Regions from separate parts of the Homo sapiens genome. Here region 2 is linked to region 1. A link is a loop called in an ENCODE intact Hi-C map of the cell type or tissue named here. Cell type or tissue: heart left ventricle. All regions are shown on one strand. Links, peaks and the distances in the headings refer to the core of each region. The heading gives the core; the rest is flanking DNA.

Region 1 (5,400 bases), core at 85-5,084:
TTGAAATAGTGACTGGTGCTATTACTATAGGTTTTGTGCTAGACATTTAACAAGAATCTTGTTTAATTTTAAACATTGTACTTTGACAATTAAGGCAACTGTGGGTTAGAACATCTGAGTAACATTCGGAAGGTCATCCAGCTAGTAAGCAGCAGAGCCAGGAAATGGACCCAGGGGTCTTCATTTCCATTCCTTTGCTAACTAACTCCTGGATAGTTAAAATATTTCAGTACATTATTATATCTTAAATTTTCATTATCCCATTATTTACATGGCTATATGAACTATTTTACTAATTTCCATAAAGCATTTTGTTGCTGATTTCCTTGACTACATAGCAATGTATTTCAGGTACCTTGAAATATAGCTACTTGTAGTCATCAAATCTGAAAGGCACAGACATTTCCGCAGCCATTACCCATTCTTGAGCAATCCATGTGGTCACCACCCATTCTAGCTATGTGGATGAGATAAAGCTCAAATAATTTCATTTCTTTATCCTTCTAGACACTAGTCACTTATAATTTTAGAAAATAATTTCTCCATCCACTACTTTATGCAATTCAAATTACCTAATAAGTTATACCATATTAATGAGGTTTTCATTTGAAAGAAATTATGCTATTGGGCTCTTTATAAAAAGAAAAACTAATCACCTTTCACACTTCGTATATTTTTTCAGTTTAATTAATAGATATTTTGAAAGAAAACCATGCTCATGTATAATATTTCAAACAGTACAGCAGACCATAAAGTAAAATGAATAGAGCCCCCATTCCTCTGCCATCTTTAAATTCTGTGGTTAGAAGTAAATACTGCTAACATTGTCTTTTGTATCCTTTCAGGAGTTTTCTATGTACATATCTGTACACATTTTCTTTTTTATCACTTAGCCATTTATCTTGGTTATCTTTCCATATTAGCACATAAAGTGCTACTTTATCCTTCTAAAACATTCTATTGTATGGGTTATTTATCCAATGCTCTTTCGAGAGGGACATTTAACAGGTTTGTAGAGACTGTTAAACGCACAATTCTGTTATGAACATAGATCTCTATTTATCTTTGTATACTTTCCCATACTGACAGAGCAAATTTCTAGCTGGGGCATTTCTCGGTCAAATTGTGTGCAGTTAAATTTTTATAGGTTTTTACCAAAATGACCATCCCCCAACTTGGGTTTTATGACATAAAAAAAACGTGACAGTTTAAGCAGGCTGTTCATACTTTAAAACTCATATTGAATTTCAAGGTGTGATGGTATCAACTTCTGCTTTGTGGGCATAAAATGGCCATTTGCAAAAGAACATTTTATTCTACGTAGATGTATTAGTCCTGGATCAGGCTTACCTTTGCCCACTTATATTTGTAAATCAATAACATGTCTTATCTGTATTTTCCCATGGCTTAATTAAAATAAATGTACTAATGTTTAAAATAATGAATTTGATTACTTCTTTGTTCTAGGCTTTTGCTTGGGTTATTTCTTCTACCTGGACAATCTGCCTTGCTCCAACCTTGCATGTCTAAATTCCACCTACCCTTCATGCTTTATTTAAAATGATACCTTCCCCATCTGAATCATGTTTCCTTCCTCAGAACTTTCAGCACCTCTATTTAACCCTTTTGTAATAAAGCTATACATTTATAAATCCCTGAAAATGATAGCTGTCATTATTAGTAGGCTCTGGATCTCTTCAGTTCTATAAATGTTCTTATCTTTCCCTGTTTGCACTTACCTGCTCCATGGATTAATTTAGTCCAAACTACATATTCAGTATTGTGATACTACTTTTATTTTATTTAAAAAAAATCCACATTTTCATTTTTAACATCAACTAATTAAAATAATATTTTTATCCTAAAGTTCCAGGATTTCCAATACAGCAGAACATGATTTAAAAATATCTGTTTGGAACTTAGCTCATAAACAAATACAGCTTTAAAAACTGCCAGTTAAATCTGAAACATACTGGTGGGAGTAGCATGGATGCTATCATATGCAAGGCCTTTAGGGGGAGGCTAGCAGGGTTGCAGGCTAGCATAGTTGACACGCCATTGGACCTATTTATAGAGCTGAGTTCTTTTTGCAATGTCAACTGTAACATTATACCTATTTTAAGCCTCAGTATCTCAAATGTCAGCCTCTACTAGTCGTACAGTTCTCTCTTATTTGATATCAGAGAGCCCAATGGAGCCTTCTGAAGTACCTAGTCAGATTAGCAAAGATAATTTTTTAGAAGTTCCTAATTTATCTGACTCTCTTTGTGAAGATGAAGAAGTTACTTTCCAACCTGGTTTCTCCCCTCAACCAAGTAGACGAGGTTCTGATTCTTCTGAAGACATATACCTGGATACCCCATCTTCAGGTACTAGAAGAGTTTCATTTGCTGATTCCTTTGGATTCAATCTTGTGTCTGTTAAAGAATTTGATTGCTGGGAATTACCGAGTGCTTCAACCACTTTTGACTTAGGGACGGACATTTTCCACACAGAAGAATATGTTTTAGCCCCACTGTTTGACTTGCCTTCTTCAAAAGAAGATCTTATGCAACAACTCCAAATACAGAAAGCAATACTGGAGTCAACTGAGTCTCTTCTTGGGTCTACAAGTATCAAGGGTATTATTCGAGTTTTGAATGTTTCTTTTGAGAAGTTAGTATATGTAAGAATGTCTTTAGATGACTGGCAGACACATTATGACATTTTAGCAGAATATGTTCCTAATTCATGTGATGGTGAAACTGACCAGTTCTCCTTTAAGATTGTATTGGTTCCTCCTTATCAAAAAGATGGCAGTAAAGTTGAGTTTTGTATACGTTATGAAACTTCTGTTGGTACATTTTGGTCAAATAATAATGGCACAAATTATACATTCATTTGTCAAAAGAAAGAACAAGAGCCGGAGCCTGTAAAACCATGGAAAGAAGTTCCTAACAGACAAATAAAAGGCTGCTTAAAGGTAAAATCAAGGTGAGGATATATCTTACATATTTTATTATTCACAATCTTAAAGTTTTTATGTCATTCTTTATTTCATGTGTTGTAAGAAAGTGACTCTATTTAAAAATATACTGCTTGCTATGTAAAAAACAATGGTGCCAGGCTTTAACAAGGTCAAAGCTATTCAAATAATAGCACTGTGTAACCCTTTCTACAAATGTGAGAAAAAATATGGCTGTAATGCAATAGGTTGGGAGAGAAGTGCACTGTGTATATTACTTGCCTAATGAGTTATAAATTATTCCTGCTCAAACCATGAAATCTAGATTATTCACATATAAAATTATTTACTTTGACATTTAAAGTACTTTTATTTTCAGTCGTTTTTAAATGTCTATGCTTTCCTTTGAAACAGTTTTGATTAACATAAAACTATATTTCAATATGTATCTAGTTCTCAGAAATTTGTAAACTTCTCCCAAAAGCTGCAAAGAACTTCTTCATAACTGTTTTGAGTTATACAGGGATGTTTGAAGTGATACATGTTAATTTAAATTATAAAAGAAATGACCTTAATGATTAACAGAAAGACATAAGTATATCAGTGATATATGAGTTACACACAAAATTTCATTAATTATAACCAAGAATAACATTATGGAACACAAATTAGTATAATTTAGTAAAAGTCAATGGAGCAGAACAAAAAATGACCCAAATATAAATAGGGATATTCAGCTATATAGATTAGAGATTTGGGATGTGACCCCTCATTAGTAACCTTACTCTCTTGTTAATGTGAAAAATAAGAAAAACTGGCATTCAGCTGTCTCGATAGTACATAGCTGGCTAATTTCTGTGACACTAGGTAAGTAGAGAAAACATTCAGGAGAAGTGAGACCCCTTCTGCTCCTCAGTATCCCAGAGGGAAAGTCTACATTGCTCCAGCCACAGGCAAATGTTTGATCATCCTCTGAGTGGTCCATCTTAACTGTCCCTAAACCCAAGGATTTTGGTAACTGTACCAGAAATAGTGTAATGTAGGAAATAGGAAATATAGGAAATAGGAAAGGGAACTGTTTTGGAATCAAGACACCCAGATTTAATTCTCTAAGGGGAATTTAATACAAAGCATAAGATACGATATTGGGAAATTTTTTTAAAAATTGTGCTTTAAACGATAAATAATAACTACTAAATGCATTGTTCCAATGTATTAATAAACTAAATGCAGTATAGATGGAAGCAATTCAAACATATATATTATGTTTATTTTCATTTTCCTTTAAAGTCATCTGAAATATTGGCTTAATCAACTTTGTGAATTAGGCCAACTTTCTTGGTCTAAATCAAACTTTCTTTGATTTTAACTGATGCTGTTAGGAAAGAGAGTATAATAATCTCTACATAGGCTAAAATAATAATTTAGATGTTTATGAAATTACTCTAACACATTAGCTACACTAACAAAATAAGTTCAACATTATTTAGCAAACTAATTTATATGCATAATATATACATATTAAATACTTTAGAAATGAGATAAGCATTAGTGAATATCTGTTAAACACACTGCAACTTGCTCTATATGTTAGAGAAACCAAAATTTAGAAAAGGCGCAGCATTATTGTCTAAAAGCTCATAAAAGAGGCAGTGTTGAACTCAGCGGATTTTTCTGCAATTTAATGCAGTTTTAAAATTCAAGCAATACCTGCTGAACTGTGGTTTGGATAGGGGATTCCTTTGATTCCTTTGATATGCCAAACTTGACTGATACCAAGGCAAAGACTAGCCAACTGATAGGCCTCATCTTCTACCTTGGTCATAATATTTTTGGAACTTCTCCTAGTTGAAGATATGTAGAACTATATGTATCCACACATACATTTGTATTCAGAACAGTAATCATTGGATTCACAGCGGACACCATTCAAGTTTTAATATTGCTTTGGGGAAAAACCTGAGAAGAACTAAACCACAAAATGGTCTGAAGGCCTGTAAAGTTTCCTAATGAGTTATAAAAATGGAAAAAATCTCTCTCCCTCAAAACCACAAATACATTTTCTGCACTTCTGTAACTTAAAAATGACCAACATAATTCGAACCACATTTTGAAAAAAGCATTTGCCTCTGGAGGAGGCATTTTGTGCTGAATTTCAGTCCAACATGAATTTTTACATCTGATTTATATACCACTCAAAATGGAGTGTATAAAGGAAATCCTGACAGATCCTTAGAACAGCATGTGCCATAATAGAATATTTATACAGCTTTTCCATGATATAATTTATATGCAATGGGGTTTCAAATATTCCTAAAACTCACACAAGAGAGCATTATCAAATTTCTAAATGAATATTGCAGTTGGATTTTATTGTGAAGAGTTTGGTTAGAGAAAAATAGCACACCTTATCGGTGTTATTTTACAAAATGTGTACTTGACTAAAATAAAAATGA
Region 2 (5,400 bases), core at 121-5,120, 66 kb before region 1:
TCTGTTGACAACAGTAAGTCACAGATTTTTATTCATTTCAAAAATATTTCTTTCCTTCCACCAAAATTTTCACTTGGTCCATACTTACTGTTTTTTCACTTTAGCATACACTCTACCTAGAAAGTGTTGCTTTTACTTCATAGAAATTCAGTTTTCTGGTTAATTGCCACAGTAATCTTTACAGAAAACATACCACGACTGGCTCCTCTGATGATTCTTTCATCTCTTCGGCCTCCTCTCACAATCCATGTGTTCAATTTATACTGTGTTAATTTGTACAGTGAATAATGTTGCTTTGTACATGTTTTTTCCTTTAGGTCTTTAAAAGTATATGTATTCCATCTCCCTGACTACATGGCAAACTTTAAATGGGGAAGTCACATATTTATATTAGCTTCTCTATTTCCTTTCTCCCTCCTACTACTTGTTTTGGTACTCTAAGATAGTGGACTTTTTGATGTACTGAAATGTAACTAGGAATTTCTCATTGTAGATCACTGTAGTTCATTATTTTGACAGATTATGAATGTCATTTCCATGTTTGGGATGATAAATGGATTAGATTAAAAACTAAACATAAAAATGAACTAAAACAACTTATAATAAATATAGAAATGCTGTAATATTATTTTCTTGATATTCAATTCTATAAAATACTGCCGATGATGATGATGGTGATGATGATGATGATGATGATGATGATGCTGTTGCCGCTACTGCTGATTTTTAGAGATGAGCTCTCACTCTGACACCCCTCTATTATTTTTGAAAGGAATATATGTTGCAAATACTGTACAGTTTTTCTTGAATTTAAGTATATTGTGTGATTTTCATTTTGTATGTTTAGCATCATTAGTTTTATGACTGAAGAAATAAAAAATGCAGTTTGCAGTGTTGGTTCATTAGAACACACAAGACCCCAACCATAGCTCTTTGCCTTAGTCACAGGCATTTCATCTGGGCAAGGCTGTGAGATGTCTGGCCCAATTTGCAGGTTTGGCAAAACCAAGTGTCCCTTTCCTTGAATCTGCTCAGTTTCATCAGCCTCTTACCAACCTCAGAAAAATTGCCCACTCATTTAAAAAAAGAATTTATGATTGCCACCAGGCAAGTTTTAAATATTTATTTTATTAGCTTTTATAACACTGATTTCCTCTTAAAGGTATTAGTGAATATCCTTACAAACTGTTAAGTCGATTGTAGTCTATCAAACAGTTTGTGGGTACAGTTGGCTCAGGTTTCAGATAAATATTTACTGACATCACCAAACTTAATGTAAGAAAATAATGAATAGTGATTTTATAATTTGACCTAACCAATCTAATAGCAGAGCTACATTGTTTATTACATATGTTATTAAATCACTTTCAATTCATTTAAACAATTTACCAGCACATGTTCTATATAGAAGGATCTATTTGCTTGAAAATATTAATATTTATGATTTAGTATTGATATTTTTAACACCTACATTAAATTGAATCCTGTCAATTCCCTAAATAATAGTATAGAAAATATTGAAAATAATTAAAAACTAAATTTGGAATCAATAAAATTACTTTTATGTATTCATTTTGTTTTATCTGAAATATTAAACATACTTAAAAGAAATATTATTATTTTTATATAATTAAAAGAAAATCATTTTCATTATGATTAAACATATTATACTCTACAGTAAAATTTTTATTTACTTAGCTCATTTGTAGCAAATAGTCAAAAGAGGTATATACTATATGTATCTTAATATATCTATTTTCCTATAAGAAGTATAAGAATAAACAGAAACAGGATAATATATAAAAATTATATTTGTCTTAATTTTAAAATGTCTAATATAGTTCATAGAGTACATTAAATAATTTTAAATTGTTAACAGGTTTTCAAAAGTGAGCACAAGAATGATTTATGTCTCCTATCAATATATGAAATGTATTTGCTTTAAAGGACAATTTATTAAAAATTAAACATAATATATTTCAGATTTACCTTGTATCACAGGATATCAAAAGAAGATAATTTTCAAATAGTTATTTGTATTGAAGAATATTAACAACATTAAAATTACAAATGGCATTTTTGTTGACACATGTCTAAATGGGTCAAGAAATGATTAGATTTCCTACTAATTATGAAAAAAAGAGGTAGATATTAGGTTGTATAGGTAGACTAACTTTCACAGGAACCACTTAAATAGTTTTTCTTAGACTTCAGTGCCCAGTGCTAATGATGGTAAGTTTGTTGCAGATAAAAGGTATTTGTTATTACATTTGAAATAAAGTATTTAAAAATATTATATTCCATGCTCTATTAAAATAAATTATTTTCCATGCAGTGTTCAGGAAATAGAAGTACCTTTGGTCAAATAAATCTTAGAATATAGACAGAGTAAAATTTCCCCATGTAACCAAATACATTTTTTGAAGAGGTAAGTCAAAAGCTTTTCTCTGTTGTCTAAAATCGCCCGAAAGAAAAATTCATTAATGTTGACCGGGTGCATATTCCATTAATTTCCCTTTCTGTCTTCACCTCTTTCCTTGTTGATGAAGCGTTCATTTAGGGAGATGTTGTGTCTTGCACTGTTTATTCATCCTTGATTCTGGATCTAGTAGGGATGAAAGTTGTCCTTAATGTATTCAAATAGAAGCTAAATTCATCTTATTTGCAGGTAAGATGAGAATGGTCTTTGAAATTATAAATATAATTTCAATATAAGATAAAGATGGCTTTCCTGAAGTGACTTCATTTGTACTGTTCAAAATATATTGCTTTACAAAAAATTCAGAAGTGACACAAATGATGAGACTCCAGGAACCATTTGAAACTCTTCTTTCTGATGAATGCTGACTGCCTTTTAATTAGTTAGAAGTGTATCTTCATTCATTATAATAGACATCAATTATTGGTTCATAATGGGTTTTCAGAAAGTATAAAATGTGCCTCAGTAAGTTGACCAATTGAATCAGAAATGTTGTGGAACTCAAGTTAGTATACCATTCTCTTTTTATACCATATTAAGTCAATGTAGTAAACAATTAAAGTAGAACTGCTGATATTAAAAATATAAATTGGAACTAAAAAATTACAATGCAGTAAATATGAAGATAAACAGTTCATGATGTTAGTCCTCCATGTTTTTATAATCTTGGAAAAAACACTTCAGCACACTCCATTAAAATCTTATGATTAATGAAAAAAGGATTACAGCTAGATAACATTGTGAAAGGATTAACTTCTTCACTGATATGCAGAACAAATGAAAACCATTGTTTCTGGTTATGTATTCTACACCAAGACAAACAATAAATGTTTGTTTTATGTATTTATGAAAAATCTCAGAAATGAAGTATTCTATTAAATCCAATAATAACTGCTGGTTAAATATAAAGGAGTCATTAGTCAGTTATTCCCATTGCTTGTTGGTAGTACTATCTTAGTTCTTAAAGCATGAATACGAATTTACTTGCAGCGTTGCACTACATATTAAGAGTTTCTTGGAGAAATCAAGAAACAACTAATATAAACATTTAGCTCTAATTGGTTTTGCAGTTTGTAACAGTTCGGGACAAGGAATGTGAGGGCCAGAAGAGAAAATACAATAACAAATACTATGAATAGAAAGGGAATATTATACACTGTGTGTGTGTGTGTGTGTGTGTGTGTGTGTGTGTGTGAGAGAGAGAGAGAGAGAGCAGGGGAAGGAGAGAGAGAGGGAGGGAGGAAGGGAAAAGGGAGGGAGCAGGAGACAGAAAAAGAGGGAGAGAGAGAGATGCTAGTTTCATTTTATAACCTTGAGGAAATAATTTCATCATTTCACTTAACATTGTCTATTTTGAACACTGCCCAACATGTCTCAGATACTCTACCCTTATACTCCCATCCCCACACTACTTTATGCTTTCTTTATTTTGTATTCTCACATTTTCCTGGTTTTCTAGTACTATTCTTCTGCCCTAAAACTGCCTGATTGTTTATAGGTCTTACAATCTGCCTTCTTAGCCCTTACATTTAGGAAAATGATTTTCTGCTAAGAAAGATTACAGGACTCTTCTAGATTGAGTCGGCAAATTTATCATCTCCAACCTATACTGGAACCTCAATATTGTGAAAATATTTCTGGCTCAACTTCTACTCCTGCTCCTCCCAGAGTATTTAGAAACTTTCATTAAGCTGTTAAAGACTCTTTTTTTAATATGGTACAAAATGGCCATCACAAATTTCACATAAAAGTCAGTAGGAGAGTTGCCACCTTCCTCCACCTTTCTCCTTCCGGTTCATTGTTCATATTACTTTCATAATGATATTTCTGAGATGCAAGTCACTTTACTCACTTGCTTAAAATTTTCATTGTCTCCTTGTGTTCATTATGATAAAAACTACTCCTAAGCATGATCTTTGAAACCTTTGAATGACTTTGGAATCTTTCAGCAACTACTATTGATCACCTCCTCTAGTGTCTAGGCACACTTCTCTGTGCTTGGGACATATCAGTGAACAGTATACGCAAAGATCCCTGCCTTCACGGAGATTATATTCCAGTGGTGGAAGAGATAATAACTGCTAAATATAGTATGTAAGTAAATTATCCAGTATGTTAGAAGATGACACATGCTATAGAATTAAAAAGTTGATCAGCAGTTCAGGGATTGAAGAGGCAGGTTTGGTCTAATAGACTGGTCAAGGTCAGTCTTATTGAGATTTGAGTGCATGTTTACCTCCACATGCACCCCAATTTCCCATCATACCTTACTATTTTCCTTTTCCCAAACATATTTTCTTCTGTCACTTGTTAGCACTGTGGTTTTACATAGAATGTACAGTTTCCATGAAAGCCTTCTCTGCCCAGCCCATTTCTACCTTTTAGTCCACCCTTTGCTGTGACATAATTCCCCCCAAAAAGTTTTCCCTTACTACCCATTTACTCCTGGACAGGTTGGTTGTTCCTCTTCTGTATTACCACAAACTCCTGGTGTTTTTGTAATGATTTATGTATTTTATATTACGTTTTCCTTGGTTATGCTACAGCAACAAAAGAACCCTAAATCTCAGTGGTTTATTTCTCATTCATTATATTTGGGCTGTAGCAACTGCAGGATGATTGTGGCTCTGCTCTGTGTGTGTGTGGTTTTTTTCATTCCAAGAATAACCCATATTGAAACATATCTTTTTCCTGGCAGAAGGAAAAAAGAATAGCAAAACATGTAATGGCTCTTAAAATTTCTGCCCAGGTGTAGCATACATCACTTATGCTCACATTCTATTGGACAAAACAAGTGACATGGTGAAGTCCAAAGTCAATGGAGTGGGAAGGATTCCCACAGGGAATCCTTTCAAGTCATTTGACATGGGATGGGATGGGAGATAGAATGCTCTTATAGGAGGAAACAGAGTAATTAGGAA

What was found. Hi-C counts contacts between places; a loop is a spot of excess contacts. Peaks named below come from ENCODE experiments on the same cell type or tissue, not always from the same donor. Only the 100,000 strongest peaks of a DNase experiment are listed, where the experiment ranks them.
Region 2: it touches region 1 in a loop (5-fold over the local background); 2 of 110 quality-filtered maps call a loop at or near these places.

The regions. Positions count from the first base shown.
Region 1 is chr7:113,915,788-113,921,187 of GRCh38, reverse strand. It overlaps PPP1R3A (protein phosphatase 1 regulatory subunit 3A), which reads left to right and starts at 2,179. Exons shown (of 4, transcript NM_002711.4): 1 at 2,179-2,973. The coding sequence starts at 2,192. In heart left ventricle, for the core only: a CTCF peak has its summit at 1,991; no DNase peak of the experiment used is centred there; H3K4me3 peaks cover 3,008 bases; H3K27ac peaks cover 3,627 bases.
Region 2 is chr7:113,981,700-113,987,099 of GRCh38, reverse strand. No RefSeq gene overlaps it. Among named protein-coding and RNA genes, the nearest start is that of PPP1R3A, 65 kb to the right of the region's middle. In heart left ventricle, for the core only: no CTCF peak of the experiment used is centred there; no DNase peak of the experiment used is centred there.